Linked DNA regions of Homo sapiens: regions 1, 2 and 4 are each linked to region 3. Evidence: chromatin contacts called from ENCODE Hi-C or POLR2A ChIA-PET data. All regions are on one chromosome and are shown on one strand. The core of a region is the stretch at or near the end of the contact, and the rest is flanking DNA. Distances in the headings are between cores, read along the strand shown.

Evidence for each region. Hi-C counts contacts between places; a loop is a spot of excess contacts on that map. ChIA-PET counts read pairs that join two places held with the same protein, here RNA polymerase II (POLR2A). Pooled maps may share reads with other maps.
Region 1: a map of CD4-positive, alpha-beta T cell shows a loop between it and region 3 (4-fold over the local background). The contact joins the enhancer-like site here to the promoter of CYP3A43 in region 3. A Hi-C loop is called at or near these places in 3 of 168 maps with a recorded cell type or tissue (CD4-positive, alpha-beta T cell and naive thymus-derived CD4-positive, alpha-beta T cell), 2 of 37 single-sample maps with no recorded cell type and 9 of 50 pooled maps. POLR2A ChIA-PET finds 5 or more read pairs at or near these places in 3 of 52 experiments (CD4-positive, alpha-beta T cell, PC-9 and RWPE1).
Region 2: a loop to region 3 is called in a map with no recorded cell type, with 3 times the contacts of the local background. The contact joins the promoter of PTCD1 here to the promoter of CYP3A43 in region 3. A Hi-C loop is called at or near these places in 1 of 168 maps with a recorded cell type or tissue (naive thymus-derived CD4-positive, alpha-beta T cell), 4 of 37 single-sample maps with no recorded cell type and 9 of 50 pooled maps. POLR2A ChIA-PET finds 5 or more read pairs at or near these places in 1 of 52 experiments (activated naive CD8-positive, alpha-beta T cell).
Region 4: a map with no recorded cell type shows a loop between it and region 3 (3-fold over the local background). The contact joins the promoter of ZNF789 here to the promoter of CYP3A43 in region 3. A Hi-C loop is called at or near these places in 1 of 168 maps with a recorded cell type or tissue (sciatic nerve), 4 of 37 single-sample maps with no recorded cell type and 9 of 50 pooled maps. POLR2A ChIA-PET finds 5 or more read pairs at or near these places in 2 of 52 experiments (MCF 10A and activated T-cell).

Annotation. Positions count from the first base shown.
Region 1 is chr7:99,363,197-99,367,731 of GRCh38, reverse strand. It overlaps ARPC1A (actin related protein 2/3 complex subunit 1A), which reads right to left. Exons shown (of 10, transcript NM_006409.4): 9 at 4,099-4,189; 10 at 1,470-1,841. The coding sequence ends at 1,803. Among named protein-coding and RNA genes, the nearest start is that of ARPC1B, 9.3 kb to the left of the region's middle. RefSeq lists a silencer at 2,626-2,831. Within about 2 kb of position 2,016, at least 2 of the 41 ENCODE cell types and tissues checked have a DNase peak (open chromatin) inside an H3K27ac peak, as active enhancers do.
Region 2 is chr7:99,436,341-99,440,887 of GRCh38, reverse strand. PTCD1 (pentatricopeptide repeat domain 1) reads left to right here and starts at 2,090. Exons shown (of 8, transcript NM_015545.4): 1 at 2,090-2,196. The region is part of intron 2 of ATP5MF-PTCD1 (ATP5MF-PTCD1 readthrough); the gene reads left to right. CPSF4 (cleavage and polyadenylation specific factor 4) reads right to left here and starts at 1,945. Exons shown (of 8, transcript NM_006693.4): 1 at 1,703-1,945. The coding sequence starts at 1,805. RefSeq lists a silencer at 1,651-1,950 and enhancers at 2,211-2,500, 3,797-4,322.
Region 3 is chr7:99,826,409-99,830,512 of GRCh38, reverse strand. CYP3A43 (cytochrome P450 family 3 subfamily A member 43) reads right to left here and starts at 2,500. Exons shown (of 13, transcript NM_057095.3): 1 at 2,327-2,500. The coding sequence starts at 2,397.
Region 4 is chr7:99,470,578-99,475,226 of GRCh38, reverse strand. ZNF789 (zinc finger protein 789) reads right to left here and starts at 2,337. Exons shown (of 5, transcript NM_213603.3): 1 at 2,171-2,337. RefSeq lists enhancers at 2,048-2,337, 2,628-2,717, 2,938-3,097.

The DNA of each region.
Region 1 (4,535 bases), core at 767-3,266, 460 kb after region 3:
GTTCAAGTGATTCTGCTGCCTCAGCCTCCCAAGTAGCTGGGATTACAGGCACGCACCACCATGCCTGGCTAATTTTGTATTTTTAATAGGGATGGGGTTTCCCCATGTTGGTCAGGCTGGTCTCAAACTCTGGACCTCAGGTGATCTGCCCGCCTCGGCCTCCCAAAGTGTTGGGATTACAGGCGTGAGCCACCGCGTCCGGCTAAAAGAGAAATCTTCAGCTAATTCCTGCTTTATGGCCAGTTTTTGTCTACCCTCACGGAGCCTTGCCAATGCACTATGCATACAAACGTGTACACAAAGGAGCTCCTGCCACTGGGGGCCCAGAGACGACACTATAGGGACCAGGCAGGGCCATGAGGCCAGCACCCCTGGTGCTAGGTAGGATTCCCTCTTGGAGTGAGGGCTCTTCCCATGAGTCACAAGAGGGCCAAATTACCTTCTCTCGAGCACATCATGATGTGCCTTGGGAAGCACTGTTACCAGCATTCTAGAAGGGAGCCGTGAGATCAAGGATGTGGCCAGGCTCCGGCTACTCTTTACTTATTTTGCTTTTCATTTATACTTGTACCTCTTAAGATTCTCTGCCATGGAATGTCAAACTTTACGTCTCATCATGATGAAAGTAGCTCAGTGTAGGCACAATCAACTCTAAGCCAAGATGCTGACTTTCCCCTTTCCCGCCCCCTTGCACACCCCCCACAGCGTACCCTTGGCAGGTGCACTGCTAACAGTGGGCTGCCATGCTGTGGGCACCGGGCCCCAGGGCCTCCCAGGGCAGGCTCCCATTCGGGCTTGGCTGCTCAGTGGAGGTGGGCTTCTCTGTTGCTCACATGCAAGACGGGAACGGTGTACCTCTGACAGGGCTTGGCTGTGTGTCCCTTCCAAATCTCACGCTGAAATGCGATCCTCAGTGTTGGGGTGGGGCCTGGTGGGCGGTGTTTGGGTCATGGGGCGGATCCCTCATGAATGGCTTGGTGCCCCCTGGCAGGAATGAGTGTGTTCTCACTCTATGACCTGGTTGTTTCAAGGAGCCTGGTCCTCCCCACTCTCTCTTGCATCCTCTCCCGCCATGGGACACGCCTGCTTCCCCTTCGCCTTCTGCCATGAGTAAAACCTTCCTGAGGCTTCCCCAAAAGCAGACGCAGGCACCATGCTTCTTGTCCAACCGGCAGAACCGTGTGCCAAATAAATCTTTTTTCTTAAACAAATTACCCAGCCTCAGGTATTCCTTTATTGCAACACAAAACAGACCGACACAACCTACTTTGCAGAAGTATTGCAATGTTCAGAAACGGTTCTCTCTCACCCCTCACTAAATGGTGCTTTTTGGTTCAAGGTTGTATAGAATGGTACAATTTAAGAAACCAAGGATCTAAGATTTTGCCTAAAAAAAACTGAATCGAATGAAGAATTCGCTCATATTTTTCTACTAAAAATTGAAATACTACAAGGAAACAAAACCAAAACCACATTCAGTTCTTTTATTTAATTTTCTAGTGGACAATTTACATATCTCCCTCACCCTGTCTTTTAAGTTAGTGTGACAATTTTCCATAATAAACTACTTAAAGAGAAGCTTTGGTCAAGAATGGAATGAAATCGCAAAAAAACAAACAAAAAAATTACTGCCTTAAAAAAACCAACACTTTCACCAATTTTATATTCAAACAAAACCACACGGCATTGGCGTGATATGTGTTTTCAGTGTTTCCTTGGGGCTGGCTTCCTCGCCATCGTGCCACGGCACAGCTGCGGTCGGCCACAGTTTGTCATGCTGGATGGCGGAGGCTCACTCAGCTTCACATTATCCGGAGGCCCTGGATGGAAGACTCGAGGGTCTTGGAAAAGGTGGGAAGAGCACTGATGTCACTGAGGAGTGTCTACCCCGAGGTAGGTATGACACCACTCCCTCTTCCTCAGGGAAGGTTCTGCCTGTCCCCACCCTGAACCTGGCCCTGCCCCACCTGAAACAGGATCTCCCAGGACTCACCCCGCAGAGACACTCCAGGCCGGGGCTCCCCCTGCTGGCTCCTCCAGGCCAGGTGTGCCTTTTCCCCACTGCCACACACACAGGCTCTGGGCACACTCCTCACTCCTCTTTTTTTTTTTTTTTAAAGATAGGGTCTTGCTCTGTTGCCCCAGGCTGGAGTGCAGTGGTGTGACCACAGCTCACTGCAGCCTCCAACTCCTGGGCTCAAGTGATCCTCCTGCCTCAGCTTCTCAAGTAGCTGCAACTAAAGGCATGCGTCACTGCACCTGGTTTTTAAAAATATATATATGTATATTTTTAAATAGAGACAGGATCTCACTGTGTTGCCCAGGCTGGTCTCGAACTCCTGTGCTCAAGACAGGAAAGCAGTGAGGAGAAACGAGCCTCAGCTTCCCAAAGTGCTGGGATTACAGGAGTGGGTCAGTGCGCCTGGCTGCACCTGGCTTTTTTATAGAGATGGGGTCACGCTATGTTGCCCAAACTGGTCTCAAAACTCCTGGCCTCAAGCGATTCTCCCACCTCGGCCTCCCAAAGTGCTGGGAAGACAGGCATGAGCCACTGCGCCTGGCTACCTAGAGCTCTTTTTTCTAGCTCCATCTGTGCTTCCGGAGGACCACAGCACGGGCAGCGCCTCAGAGGCAGTGTGCGCTCTCTGAAGCCCAGGGCTGCCCTGGGTGTGCTGCACTTGCAGCCGAGGATGCTCGCCTGTGTCTTCTCAACTCACAGTCCCTCCCTCCAAAACCCATCGCAACTCAGGATGCCGCTCAGGTGCAACCTGTTCCCTGCAGTCCACGCATCCCCCTAGATTCCTCTGTGTGAAAACAGAGGCACTGGCTTCTCTTCTGAGCTCTGCCGAATCCCCTACCCAGCCCCCGTATCCACCTCTCTCTTCTACCAGACAGGCTCATTCAGATTGGATATTCTCAGTGCTCAGCATCATGCATGGCACCCAGGAGATATGTACTAAATGTTTATTAAATTAATTAGTGTCAGCTATAAATATATATCTATATAGTTAAACCTGGGCTGGTGTCCAATAGGGCCTGTTTCCAAAACAGCACTCCATTTTTCCTCAATGAATAAATGGACATCTAGAAGTAAAAATTCCAGTTCACTGAGAATGTGCCGTTCTTCTGCGGATGACTTTTAGGTTTTAAAGAGATCTCTGGCTGGGCGCAGTGGCTCACGCCTGTAATCCTGGCACTTGGGGAGGCTGAGGCGGGTGGATCACCTGAGGTTGGGAGTTCGAGACCAGCATGTCCAACGTGGAGAAACCCCATCTCTACTAAAAACACAAAATTAGCTGGGCGTGGTGGCACATGTCTGTAATCCCAGCTACTTGGGAGGCTGAGGCAGGAGAATCGCTTGAACCCCAGAGGCGGAGGTTGTGGTGAGCCGAGATTCTGCCATTGCACTCCAGCCTGGGCAACAAGAGCGAAACTCTGTCTCAAAAAAAAAAAAAAAAAAAAAGAGAGAGATCTCCAAGGCTGGCATGGTGGCTCACGCCTGTAATCCCACCACTTTGGGAGGCCAAGGTGGGCAGATCACATGAGGCCAGGAGTTCAAGACCAGCTTGGCCAACATGGTGAAACCCCGTCTGTACTAAAAATACAAAACATAGCCGGGTGTTGTAGTGTGCTCCTGTAATCCCAACTACTTGGGAGACTGAGGCAGGAGAATCGCTCCAACCCGGGAGGCGGAGGTTGCAGTGAGCCAATATTGCACCGCTGCACTGCAGCCTGGGTGACAGAACAAGACTCCATCTCAAAAAGAAAGAAAAAAAAATGAGAGATTTCCAGTTTAATGTCTTACATTAGGACATTAAACTGTATACTAGATTTAACATTTTGTTTCAAGAAATGAGAAACATTCTTCTCATAAGAGTTTTGTAAAAATATTCACGGAGCATGGTGGTGCATGCCTGCTGTCCCAGCAGCTTGGGAGGCTGAGGTGGGAGGGCTGCTGGAGGCAAGGAGTTGGTGGCTGCAGTGAGCCATGATTGTGCCACTTACTCCAACCTGGGTGACAGAGAAGGAGCCTATCTCTTAAAAAAAAAAAAAAAAGTTTTAACACAAACAAAATTTGTTCTGTTAGGTAGAAAATACCTTGAAATCCCAAATTGTCATGGCTCCATCGATGCCAGTAGTGCAAAATTTGCGACAATCTTGCTTGTCCACCTCATAAATAGAGACTTGACTGAAAAAAAGCAAAGCAAAAGAGATCGTAAGGTATGTAGTGGAAGTGAACACAAACATTCCTGACTAATAGTGTAAGGGCAGCTTAAGGAAATGAATTATCTTCTTCTTTATTTTTTAAATAGAGCTGGGATGCGGGTCTCATTATGTTGCCCAAGCTGGTCTTGAACTCCTGGGCTCAAGTGATCCTCCTGCCTCAGTCTCCCAAAATGCTGGGATTACAGGCATAAGCCACCACGCTCCACCAGGAAATGAATTATCTTTTAACTCCTGATTATGAACTTATCCATGAACATTAGGCTGCAACAATCTGGCTCAGAAAATACCCCAAAGCATATTATTACCAG
Region 2 (4,547 bases), core at 841-3,340, 390 kb after region 3:
GTGTGTGTGTGTGAATTTGAGCAGCTGCTTTTTAGGGAGTGTACAGTGGTGATGGTGTTTGTGCCTGTGTCAAATAGGGTGGTCTGATGATGTCTCCTTATAAGCACTATCTTGTCTTCTTGAAGACTTAATTAATTTCCAATGAAACTATCTTGTACAGAACTATCACCATGTAAAGTTGTGGGACAGGCAGGAAAAAAAAAAAAAAAAAAATATATATATATATATATATGCCAGGTGCAGTGGCTCATGCCTATAATCCCAGTACTTCCGAAGGCCGAGGTAAAAGGATCACTTGAGCCCAGGAGTTCAAGACCAACCCTGGGAAACATGATGAAATAGTGTCTCTACCAAGAAATACACACAAAAAAATTTGCCAGGCGTGTTGGTGCATGCCTGTGGTCCCAGCTACTTGGGAGACTGAGGTGGGAGGATTGCTGGAGCCTGGGAAGTCGAGGCTGCATTGAGCCATGATTGCGTCACTGCACCCAGCCTGGGCGACAGAGGGGCCCCTGTCTCAAAAGCAAACAAACAACAACAACAAAAACACATAAAGGGACAGACTCAGAGGTCACATGTGCATGAGAAGGTGTGACCGCCTGAGGGGAGTGAGGCTGCTGGGAGCGGTGGGAGACCCCGCTGGTAGTTGTGGGCGACAGCACACAACACTGGAGAGCTTGCCCGCCTCTGCTATGCACTGAGTGATTGTCAGCAAGTCCCTTCCCCCGCTTGGGTCTCAGTTTCCCCATCTGTGGATTGAACTCAGTGACTTCCACAAGCCCCCAAACTTTAAGGTTATAGCATTAGATTTCAAGTATGTCCAGATAGGAAAGAAGACACAAAGAAAACTACTGGTTTCTTTTAAAGTACAAGATATCCCACCGAGTAGGAGGTGGGAAGCCAGGAGCCACCATATGAAGGGGAGCAGTGAAGGGAGTTCAGGCCAAGGGTCCACACCAGCTGCTGGGTGTGATGAATAACTCAGAGTTGGGGTCCAGAAAAAAGTAGGGACGGGCCAAAAACTAGGGATGAGCTCCCAGGAGAGTGAGTCCTAGAAGGGAGTTTGAGAGTCTAGCTGGGGTCTCCTACAGAAAGGTGGTCCTTCCCTCAGCACATCTCCTCCAACCGCCTAGTTTTGATGAAATCAAGAAGAGACGCTCAACGTAGCGGGTGTGATATCCTAGTACTCTCCTGCAGTTGGGAGAGTGTTGAGGGAGAGTTCCAATCCAGGATAACCCACCCTTATTCAAGAATTAAGCGAACAGACAAGGTCTACCCTCCTACAGATTACCTTTGAACAGCCGCAGAGGGCCAAAGATCCGAGGCAGTGAACTCCTGAGTCCGAGTGAGGGTAAAAGGAGTCCCCAGACGGTGGAAATGGGGGCCTGGGAGTCAGGAGTCCTGAAACCAAGGGGAGCGTCCCGGGATCCAGAAGAGGAGGTCTCAGGATGGAGTGGGAAGAGTCTCGGGACCACAGATGAGGGAGTTCGGTAACTAAAGGGGAGGATCCCAGGACCCGGAGGAGGTGGGAGGGACTCTCAAGACCTAGAGGGAGGAGTCCTGCGACCAAAGGGGAGGGGTCCCAGGATCCAGAGGAAGCCGGGGGAGGTCTCAGGACCGAGGCGAGGGAGTCCCGGGATCACAGAGGAGCGGGTCCCGGGTTCGAGTCGCTCTTGCCCTCCCGCCCGGGCCCCGCGCTCACTGTCCATGCCGGGGAAGGGCAGCGGCTGCGCCCCCAGCTGCTGCTCCACCGCGATCTCCAAGTCAAACTTGATGTGGTCCACGCTGGCGATGATTTCCTGCATGGCGGCGGCGGCGGCCCCACCGGCCCGGCTCCCCCTCGGTCTCCTGCAGCCTTCTCGCCTTTACCCGCCGCCGGCCCCGCCGCACACACTCCTCCTTCGCTTCGCCTCGCCGCCGCCGCCGCCGCCGCCCGAGGGATGCCGGGAGCGCCCGGAGCCCGCGCCGGCCCTTGCGCCTGTCCAGGCACTGCCAATCGAGACTCCGCCGTTCCGCTAGTCCCAGCTAGCCGCCAGCCGAACACCGGCCTCGCCAGAAACCTGAAACCAGCCGCGTGAGTCGGCGACGCGGATTGCGCCTGCGCGCTTGGGGAGAGGGGGACCCGAGGAAGAGACTGGTTCGCCGCGGGGACCGGGCAGGGCTCCCCGTCGGAGTGCACTGCGCCGGACACTTCAAGTGAGTTCCTGTGTGATCCTCGCAGGAGCCCCGGGACCCGGGCCAAGACACGCCAGAGGGGAAGGAAGTGCCCGAGCCGGGATTGGAGCCGGGGGCGTCTGAGGAGGGAAACTGAGGCTGCAGAAGTCCGTGTGGAGAGGGGTCGGCGTTGGCCTGAGGGTCCGGGTGGGCCTCTGAGGAGGGGCGGGTCTCTCCGAGGAAGGACGGCCGCAGCGTGTCTCTAATTCAGGGTTTTTTCTCGCTCTGTGGCCCAGGCTGGAGTACAGGGGTACGATCATAGCTCACTGCAGTCAACTTCTCAGACTCAAGCGATCCTCCCACCTCAGCCTCCCGAGTAGCTGGAACTACAGACGCTGCACCACCACACTTGGCTAATTTTTAAAATTTTATTTTTAATTTTTGTAGAGACGGCGGGGTTGGGGGGGCGGGTGGCGGGTCTTGCTATGTTGCCCAGGCTGGTCTCGAACTCCTGGCCCCAAGCCCAAAGCGATCCTCCTGCCTGGGCCTCCCAAAGTGCTGGAATTGCAGGCATGAGCCACTATACAGCCTAATTCAGGGTTTTTTTTAACCAGGGTGGGGTAATGAGCTTGTGTAGGAACAAAATGCACCCCTATTTTTCTCTATGTGAAGTATAGCATTTCCTTTCCTGATTGCTGGAGCAGCCTTAGCAGTGCCTGAAACTGTGAGGGTGAGTGTAAATGATAGTTCCAGATAACAGTTTGTGCAGGGCCAGGCATGGTGGCTCACACCTGTAACCTCAGCACTTTGGGAGTCTGAGGCGAGAGGATCACGTGAGGTCAGGAGTTCGAGACCAGCCTGGACAGGATGGCAAAACCCCGTCCCTACTGAAAATATAAAAATTGGCCTGGAGTAGTGGCGCGTTCCTGTAATCCCAGCTACTTGGGAGGCTGAGGCATGAGCATGGCTTAAACCCGGGAGGCAGAGGTTGCATTGAGCCGAGATTGTACCACCCCACTCCAGCCTGGTGACAGAGTGAGACGCAAAAAAACCCAGTTTGTGCAGCAACTACAAGGTGGTATCTTAAGCTGTCACTTACATTTATTACTGCTTTGAAATTATGATAGAGTCGGCCGGGCGCGGTGGCTCACGGCTGTAATCCCAGCACTTCGGGAGGCCGAGGCGGGCGGATCACAAGGTCAAAAGATCCAGACCATCCTGGCCAACATGGTGAAACCCTGTCTCTACTAAAAATACAAAAATTAGCTGGGCTTGGTGGCATGCGTCTGTAGTCCCAGCTCCAGGGGAGGCTGAGGCAGGAGAATCGCTTGAATCCGGGAGGCGGAAATTGCAGTGAGCCGAGGTCACGCCTGAGGACAGAGTGAGAGACTGTCTCAAAAAAAAAAAAAGAAAAGAAAAGAAATTATGATAGGGTCTTGTTATTTCATGCATTGAAAATAAGCATCTATACTAGTATAGCAGAAATTTGTTTTTAAAGCATTTTGATGCCATTTCAATATCATTGCTTTTTGTTTTGTAATTCTGTGTATTGTAATTAATGCACGTAAGGCAGGGCATGGAGGCTTACGCCTGCAATCCCAACACTTTGGGAGGCCAAGGCTGGAGGATTGCTTGAGGCCAGGAGTTCTAGACCAGCCTGGCAACATAGGGAGACTCCATCTCTACAAAAAAATACAAAAAATTAGACAGGTATGGTGGTGTGCACCAGTAGTGCTAGTTAATTGAGAGGCTGAGGTAGGAGGATCACTTGAGCCCAGGAGTTGGAGGTTGCAGTGATTGTGCATTTGCACTCCACTGTGCCATCGCACTCCAGCCTGGGCAACATGAAGACCCCATTCCACAAAAAAGAAAATTACATAAACACCATGCTTGTAAGAAGGAGTGGCAGGGCTTGCCAGATGCAGAATGATAAAGGCCCCCTGCACTAGTTTCACAAAAGGTGCTGGTCAGGACAATCATCAATGCGTTACATGGACCTGAGTTCAAAGCCAGCCCAGCCCAAGCTGGCCAGTCTCACCCACTGCACTGCTGCAGGACCCCAGCAAGTCTCTCCCCTTGCTGGGCCTAGTTTTTTGTTTGTTGTTGTTGTTGTTGTTTTGAGATGGAGTCTTGCTCTGTCGCTCAGGCTGGAGTGCAATGGCGCGATCTTGGCTCACTGCAACCTCTGCCTCCCACGTTCAAGTGATTCTCCTGCCTCAGCCTCCCAAGTAGCTGGGATTACAGGGGCACGCTGTCACGCCCAGCTAATTTTTATATTTTCGGCAGAGATAGGGTTCACCACGTCAGGCTGGTCTCGAACTCCTGACCTGAGGGGATCCACCCACCTTGGCCTCCCAAAGTGCTGGGATTACAGGCGTGAGCCACCGCTCCTG
Region 3 (4,104 bases), core at 1,251-3,750:
AAGTTTTGCTCTTGTTGTTCAGGCTAGAGTGCAATGGCGCAATCTTGGCTCACTGCAACCTCTGCCTCCAGGGTTCAGGCGATTCTCCTGCCTCAGCCTCCCGAGTAGCTGGGATTGCAGGCACCTGCCACCACACCCAGCTAATTTTTGTATATTTAGTAGAGACAGGGTTTCATCATGTTGACCAGGCTGGTCTTGAACTTCTGACCTCACGTGATCCACCCACCTCGGCTTTCCAAAGTGCTGGAATTACAGGTATGAGCCACCATGCCTGGCCCTGCTAAGATTCTTTTTCATGAGATTATAGGGAGGGGGCTCAAGACCATTGCTTTTTTTTAGGAGGATCTTCCTTTAGGTATGAGAACTTCAGAGAAAGCCCCTTCCTATATTTTGGGAGAAATAGCAGGGTTGGGAGACAGGAGAACATAAGAGTTAGCTTGGTTCTGAAGACTTTCTGAGACCTTTCAATTTCCTTTGGTTCAAAGTCCTCAACATGCTTAAGTGCCATATTTTGGGGTTTCATTTTTGGAGCCCCAACTTTCCCCTGTCATAAACTTCCCTAGAAAATGTACATACTAAAGCTGAGTTGATGCTTGTGGAGAGGACAATTGAATTGGTAGCTGAGTCGCAAGGAATCACATTAAACCAGTATAAACCAGTCTCACATTCCTAGCAATGTCAATCCAGTTAAACAGCTGTGCCTCATTTCAGGAGGTGATGTTGCAGGTCTGCTGTCATGAAAGATAGGTCTGTATATGGTGCAGTTAAACAGGTACTTAATAAGAGGTCATTCTACCAAAGCAAAAGGAGACCAAAAGTTAATCATTTAGCAGACTAGTTTCTGAGTTCACAGGGCAGCCAGACAAAAAGATTTCTACATGTTGGTTTTGAAACAGCTCCAGTTGGAGTAGAGGTAGGCAATGGTGATCTGACAGATTTTTTTTCTCTCCTATAGCTCCTTAGGGCCAGATCTGAAAGACTTTAAGTTGTTGCAATTTCTCTGGAGTCTGCTCTATCACAAAGAATTCTGCAAAAATCACATTTCCTGCCTTTGTGGACCAAACCAATGTATTTCTTAAATGTATTTGATATCTCATGCCTCCCTAAAAGAATAAAACCAAGCTGCACCCTGACCACCTTGGGTACATGTTCTTAAGACCTCCTGAAGGCTGTGTCATGGGCCATGGTCACTCATATTTGGCCCAGAATAAATCTCTTCAAGTATTGTACAGAGTTTGGCTCTTTTTGTTGGCAGCATGTATTAACTCATTCTCTATTACAATTCCCCTGTCTTGATGAATGGGCTCTGTTGAGGCAGGGGGCAAGGTGAATCTCTTGGGTGGTTACAGTGAAAATCCATACAAAATTTTACATGCATATGTGCTGGAGGCCCACAATATATGAGACTAAAATAAGGACTGAATGAGTAAAGCTTAAATAGCATTGTAAGCTAAAAAGTAGGGAGTGGCTTCTGATAGGGAGTTTCTGACACAAGTTATGGGAAGGTGAAGGGAGAAAACACATGATGAACAAAGGTTATTTTATTGTGGAGATAAAGTCTCTCAGGTAGCAGTGCTCCAAAGAATAAGTATTATCAAACTTTTTCTCTTTTCCTGTGAATTAGTTTTCTGATTGATGAGATTATTTGGAGAGGCTCAAGACAATTGCATTCTTTTTGGAAGATCTTCCCTTAGTCAGATAAGAGAACTTCAGAGCAACCCTGCACTTCAGGAGGGAAAGAATGGGGGATGGGTAGACAGAAGAGGGTCAGAGATTCTGAAGACATTTGTGAAGTCTTTCAGTCTTCTTTAGTTCAAACTACTCAGTATGACAAAGTTTTATTTTTTTTTTTGAGACGGAGTCTTGCTCTGTCACCCAGGCTGGAATGCAGTGGTGCAATCTCCGCTCACTGAAACCTCTGCCTCCTGGGTTCAAGCGATTCTCCTGCCTCAGCCTCCCAAGTAGCTGGGATTACAGGTGTGTGCCACCATGCCTGACTAATTTTTGTATTTTTAGTAGAGAAGGGGTTTCACCATGTTGGTCTGGCTGGTCTTGAACTCCTGACCTTGTGATTGGCCTGCCTCCACCTCCCAAGTGCTGAGATTACAGGTGTGAGCCACCGCACCCAGACTAAATTTTACATTTTCAAATGTTGTATTAGGAGTCCTAACATATTAATAATATTTTATGTGTTCACAGTATTTGGCACTTAGGTAACTTCCCCTCCGTTATCTCTTTTATCTTCAAAACAAATAAGAAAAAGATGGGCCCAATTAGCACTTCAGGTCTTAGAGTTAAGAGCAAACATGCCTGCATAGTTACTCACATATAGAGGAGTACCAGGCTGGTAGCCACAAGAACCCATGTTTCCATGGCAAAGTTTGGAATGAGATCCATCACCAGTTTTCTTTTTCAGCTCTGTCTTCTGAGTTTTTCTTTCAGCTGTGTGCTGCTCTTTGCTGGGCTGTGCATATAGAGCTTTGTTTCTCTGCCCAGAGGTGATTTAGTTAATGTTAACAGCGATATTTATGTGCTGGAGAAGGAGGTGGGTCTACAGCGGCAGCCAGTAGAAAAGCCACTTATGCTACTCCTCATATGGAGGGATTTGGGTACCCTTTTCAAATTGACAATTGGCAAATAATTATGGCTGTCCTTATTTTGGCCTCCTTTGATTTCCTATTCTGTGAACAATCAGTAAACAAATCAGTCACTGCTATTGGTAAGCCCAAAGGTTATAGATTCTCAGGAACCTAAAGAAAAATACTTCTGCAAGAACATCTGCCCAGCAACTGCCTGTCCAACCTCAAACTGATGTCAGTCTTGTTATTGATCTTTATAGCCAAGGATAATCATTCCAAAACAAATATGTAATCCTTCTCATTATTTTTTTAAACTTTGTCTTACTTTACCTACCTGAATAAGCACATAGTTTACCTTGGCACGCATATTCCCATTGCAATGCTTTATTCCCAAATAAAAATAATTCTTTTTAGAAAGCCTATCTCTGTTTGTTATCTAGGTTGCCAAATCATGCCTCCAGGTAAACAGACAAGAAGGACTCCCTGTGCCTCAAAAGCAAAAACAAACCCAAGAGGCCATGGCAGGTTTAGGTGATGGTCATGTTCTCTGTGTTCTTAGTAAGTGTTGCAAAACCTATTTTTCTGTAGCCAAGTCAAATAACATTTTCTGAAAAAATCTGTACCTGGGAATTTTCCAACTGCTCACCAACAGATCATGTGGTAAGAACTAACTGACCACCTAGGAACAGCCAATTAAGAGACATGTGACTTGGGGCTTAAAGGCTGTCTAATCAAGACTCTTTTCTTCACTCCTCTGACTCCTCTATCCTGCTCTGTGGTTTTTGACTTTATAGCTCTCCACCTCCGAGGCTGCATCTCCTCAATCTGCAGACTGTGTTTTATAGAAAATGAAGCTCTCCCTCTGTCCTCCACAGATCCCACAATCTTTACTCATATTTCCTGGTGATGAGGAAGGGATCAAAATTGGCTCTCAAGATCCTCTCCCTTGTCATCTGGACTAATCAATGCATTGGCACCAGCAAGAGTCCTCTAAGCTCAGTTATCTTCCTGGCCTGGCTGTTTTGTGGAAAAATCAGTAAATCCTCTTACATCCAAGATCTCACATTTAGGATGAGGTCTTGAGGTCTTTATTTTTTTCAGGGAACCTGCCCTTCTGGCTCTATGGCTACCCACTTGTGGGGTATGCTTGCACTTGGAGGGGCATGCCCATGTTTCTTGGGGTGCATTCATGCTGCATCAAGCAAGTTCATGCCTCACAGGATACTCCATGCTTCAGTGTTGCAAGGACTATCGCATTTTATTTGCCCTTGAAGGGACCCCTTCCTAAGGTGAGGGCTATGCATAACCTAGGTCCTAAGGCCATGGTCTCTAAGGCCTGCCATCGGGTAATTCGGTGGCTCTGTCTCTGATCAATCACTATCAGGTACTCTGGCAGTTTTTCAAGTTTAAAATTTAAAGGTAAAGGCTCGACAGAAATGGATGTGAGAGATACACCTAAATTGAACTCCGAAGCATGCAATGAGGATAAGAGGAGTCTGGACTTCTCAAAGACAGTAAGAGGCTT
Region 4 (4,649 bases), core at 1,088-3,587, 360 kb after region 3:
GAGATGGGGTTTCACCATGTTGGTCAGGCTGGTCTTGAACTCCTGATCTCAGGTGATCCACCCACCTCAGCCTCCCAAAGTGCTGGGATTACAGGCGTGAGCCACTGCGCCCAGCCTACAGACTTGCTTTCTAACTCAGGATGAATTTTAATGAAATTCACTTTCATTTTAATGGATGCCCCTCAAACACAGTTCACCTTCCCTGAAAACAGTTTAGAAGACCCTTTGCCTTTCTTTTTTTTTTTGAGGAGTCTCCCTCTATCACCCAGGCTGGAGTGCAGTGGTGTAATCATGGCTCACTGTAGCTTCCAACTCCTGGGCTTAAGCAATGCTCCTGCCTCAGTCTCCTAAGCAGATGGGACTGCAAGAGTGCACCACCACGCCCAGTTGTTTGTAGTTCTTTTGTAGGTGGGGCCTTGCTATGTTGCCCAGGGTGGACCCTCTGCCTTTTAAGCAAAGAGGTACACTCTAAAAACTATCCTGATCAATGGCTCCAAGGCTGGAGCAAAGGCCTCATCCCTTTCATTCTCTACACCAAACTTGTCCAAACCTCAGCCTGTGGACCGCATATGGCCCAGGACGACTTTGAATCCAACCCAACACAAATTCGTAAACTTTCTTTTTTTTTTTTTTGAGGTGGAGTCTCGCTCTGTCGCCCAGGCTGGAGTGCAGTGGCGCGATCTCGGCTCACTGCAAGCTCCGCCTCCCGGGTTCACGCCATTCTCCTGCCTCAGCTTCCCGAGTAGCTGGGACTACAGGCGCCCGCCACCACGCCCCGCTAATTTTTTGTATTTTTAGTAGAGACGGGGTTTCACCGTGTTAGCCAGGATGGTCTTGATCTCCTGACCTCGTGATCCTCCCGCCTTGGCCTCCCAAAGTGCTGGGATTACAGGCGTGAGCCACCGCGCCCGGCTCGTAAACTTTCTTAAAACCTTATGAAATTGTTTTGCGATTTTTTTTTAGCTCATGAGCTATTTTTAGTGTTTGTGTATTTTATGTGTAGTCCAAGACAATTCTTCTTCCAATGTGGCCCAGGGAAGCCAAGAGATTGGACACCCCTGCACTATATTTACTGAATGTGTTTGTGAAGGCTGTGCATCTGAATGTCAGACTTGCTAATGAAAAATTAAATGGAGTCCATGTTTTGGGTACGGCCCTAGGCCAACCACCCACAGCCATGTAAGGCATTTAAAATACATTGATTTCTCCCTTGAGTTCAGGAGTTGGAGACTGCAATGAGCTATGATGGCACCACTACACTCCACCCTGGGTGACAGAGCAAGACCCTGTCTCTCTTAAAAACAACAGGCCGGGCGTGGTGGCTCACACCTGTAAATCCCAGCACTTTGGGAGGCCGAGGCGGGCGGATCATGAGGTCAGGAGTTCAAGACCAGCCTGGCCAACATAGTGAAACCCAGTCTCCACTAAAAATACAAAAATTAGCCGGGCATGGTGGCGCGTGCCTGTAGTCCCCGCTACTCGAGAGGCTGAGGCAGGAGAATCGCTTGAACCCGGGAGTTGGAGGTTGCAGTGAGTCGAGATTGGCCCATTGTACTCCAAACTGGGCAACAGAGTAACACTTCGTCTCAAACACAACAGCAACAACAATTCCTTATTTCCCTGAAAAGTGTGCGCTGACCAGGAAAGAAGCTTTTTTCTCGTCCGCATGATAAACTGAACCAATCAGCTACAGATGCGAGGCTGATCCAGCTCGACTTACCCTAGAAGGAATGCAAGTTGATAATGGCCAATTACAATCAAGATCACTGCACTTCCTCATTTAGCTTTCCAAGCTGCCATTGGAACAATTTGCCAGCTGTTCCTCTGCATGCACAATAAACTCTTAAAACTTTAACTGGAGGGGACTGTTAACTTTTGACAAAATCCAAAATGCCGCTTCACAATCACGTGAACACCTTCCACTAACAACCACGGCTCATCTCCCACTCTAACAAAACCAAGTCCAGGCGTTCACCATCCATTCATTCTTCGGACTTTGCTCCTCTCGCTGCCGAAGACTTGACACCGCCAAAAATACTCAAAAGCTGGTGCCACAGGCCCCGAGAGCCGCCGCACAAACCCGGAGCGTCCCCTGCGAGCCGGGGGTGTGCGCAGTGGCCTACCCCCCGCACCCACGCCCCCCACAACACTCGTTTCCTTCTCCCCAAACCTGCTGACGGCTCCGAATCTCCGCCAAGCCGCCTCCACCAGGGGCTGGGCTCTCCTCTCGGGGTTCCCGGGCCTGACCCGAGGTCTGTCTGGTCCGCGCCCCTCGGCGAATCACCCCTTACCGGAGGAACAGACACAACCACTCTGGCAGCCTCAGAGCCTCTCGCTGGCTCCACCTGCGCGCGCCGAGCGAAGCGTCCCAGCCAGCGGCCCCTCTAGGACCGCGGAGGCTTCACGACTCTCTTGTCAGACAAAGAGAGTGGCGCCCGCGCGAGTGGGCCCGAACCAATCAACGGCCGCCCTCCCCGCCCAGGCCAATCAACGGCCGGAGACAGCACCGAGAGAGTCACGTGATGGACAGGGCCCCGCCCCTCCTGTTTAATCGTAACATAATTTAGAATTATTCTATGATTCAAGAGCGACACAATTCGTTTCTTTGGCTGTGTGTTTGTGGAGGGGAGTAAGGTTATCAGATAAAAGAAGAAAAATGGGCCAGGCGCGGTGGCTTACGCCTGTAATCCCAGCACTTTGGGAGGCAGAGGCCGGCGGATCAGGTCAAGAGATTTAGATCATCCTGGCCAACATGGTGAAACCCCTTCTCTACTAAAAATACAAAAAAATTGCCGGGCGCGGTGGCTCACGCCTGTAATCCCAGCACTCTGGGAGGCCGAGGCGGGTGGATCACCTGAGGTCGGGAGTTCGATACCAGCCTGACCAACAATGGAGAAACCCGTCTCTACTAAAAATACAAATAAAATTAGCCGGGCATGGTGGTGCCTGCCTGTAACCCCGGCTACTCGGGAGGCTGAGGCAGGAGAAGCGCTTGAACCCGGGAGGCGGAGGTTGCGGTGAGCCGAGATTGCGCCACCGCACTCCAGCCTGGGTGACAGAGCGAGACTCCGTCTCAAAAAAAAAAAAAAAAAAAAAAAAATTAGCTGGGCATGGTGGCGGCGTGCCTGTAGTGCCAGCTACTCGGGAGGCTGAGGCAGGAGAATCACTTGAACTCGGGAGGCGGAGCTTGCAGTGAGCCGAGATCCCACCACTGCACTCCAGACTGGCGACAGAGCGAGACTCTGTCTCAAAAAAAAAAAAAAGAATATTAGATCTTAATTAAAAGGATAATTGTGTGGCTTATGTAAATTACCCCCAAAATACAGTTTTAATGTGAGTAAGGGGTTAATTTTTTTTCTTTTTTTTTTGAGACAGTCTCGCTCTCGCCCAGGCTGGAGTGCAGTGGCGCGATCTCGGCTCACTGCAAGCTCCGCCTCCCGGGTTCACGCCATTCTCCTGCGTCAGCCTCCTGAGTAGCTGGGACTACAGGCGCCCGCTACCACTCCCGGCTAATTTTTTTTGTGTGTGTGTTTTTAGTAGAGACGGGGTTTCACCATTTTGGCCAGGCTGGTCTCGAACTCCTGACCTCAAGTGATCCGCCTGCCTTGGCCTCCCAAGTTTTGTTTGTTTTTTATTTCTTCTAAACAAAACAAAACAAACAGGATACACGTGCAGAACGTGCAGGTTTGTTACATGTGCCATGGTGGTTTGCTGCACCTATTGACCCATCCTCTAAGTTCCCTCCCCTTACCCCCGACTCCCCAAAAGGCCCAGGTGTGTGTTGTTCCCCTCTCTGTGTCCATGCGTTCTCAATATTCAATTCCCACTTATGAATGAGAACATGCTGTGTTTGGTTTTCTGTTCCTGTGTTAGTTTGCTGAGGCTGATGGCCACCAGCTTCATCCATGTCCCTGCAAAGGACAGGATCTCATTCCTTTTTGTGGCTGCTTAGTATTCCATGGTGTATTTGTACCACATTTTCTTTATCCAGTCTACCACTGATGGGCATTTGGGTTGGTTCCATGTCTTTGCTATTGTAAATAGTGTTGCAATAAACATATGTGTGTTGGCTGAGTGCAGTGGCTCACGCCTGCAATTCCAGCACTTTGGGAGGTCAAGGCAGGCAGATTACCTGAGATCAGGAGTTCGAGACCAGCCTGGCCAACATGGTGAAACCCCGTCACTACTAAAAATACAAAAATTAGCCGGGCTCGGTGGCAGGAGTATGTAATCCCAGCTACTCGGGAGGCTGAGGCAGGAGAATCGCTTGAACCCAGGAGGCGGAGGTGGCAGGGAGCCGAGATTGTGCCATTGTACTCCAGCCTGGGTGACAGAGTGAGACTCTGTCTCATAAATAAATAAATAAAATAAAATAAAAAATAAAAGAGATGGGGTCTTGCTATGTTGCCCAGGCTGGTCTCAAACTCCTGGGCTCAAACGATCCTCCCATCTCGACCTCCCAAAGTTCTGGGATTACAGGCATGAGCCATCGCACCTGGCTCCTGTTGGCTTTAACAGAAAACAGGAACACTCAGTACTCCAGGTTCAAGACATTTGAACATAGGGAAGGCAGTGAGGTCAGGCCTGGCCACCCCTAGGGAGAGGACAAGGAACTCAGTCCAGCAGGTCGTTCCAGGAATACGAATGTG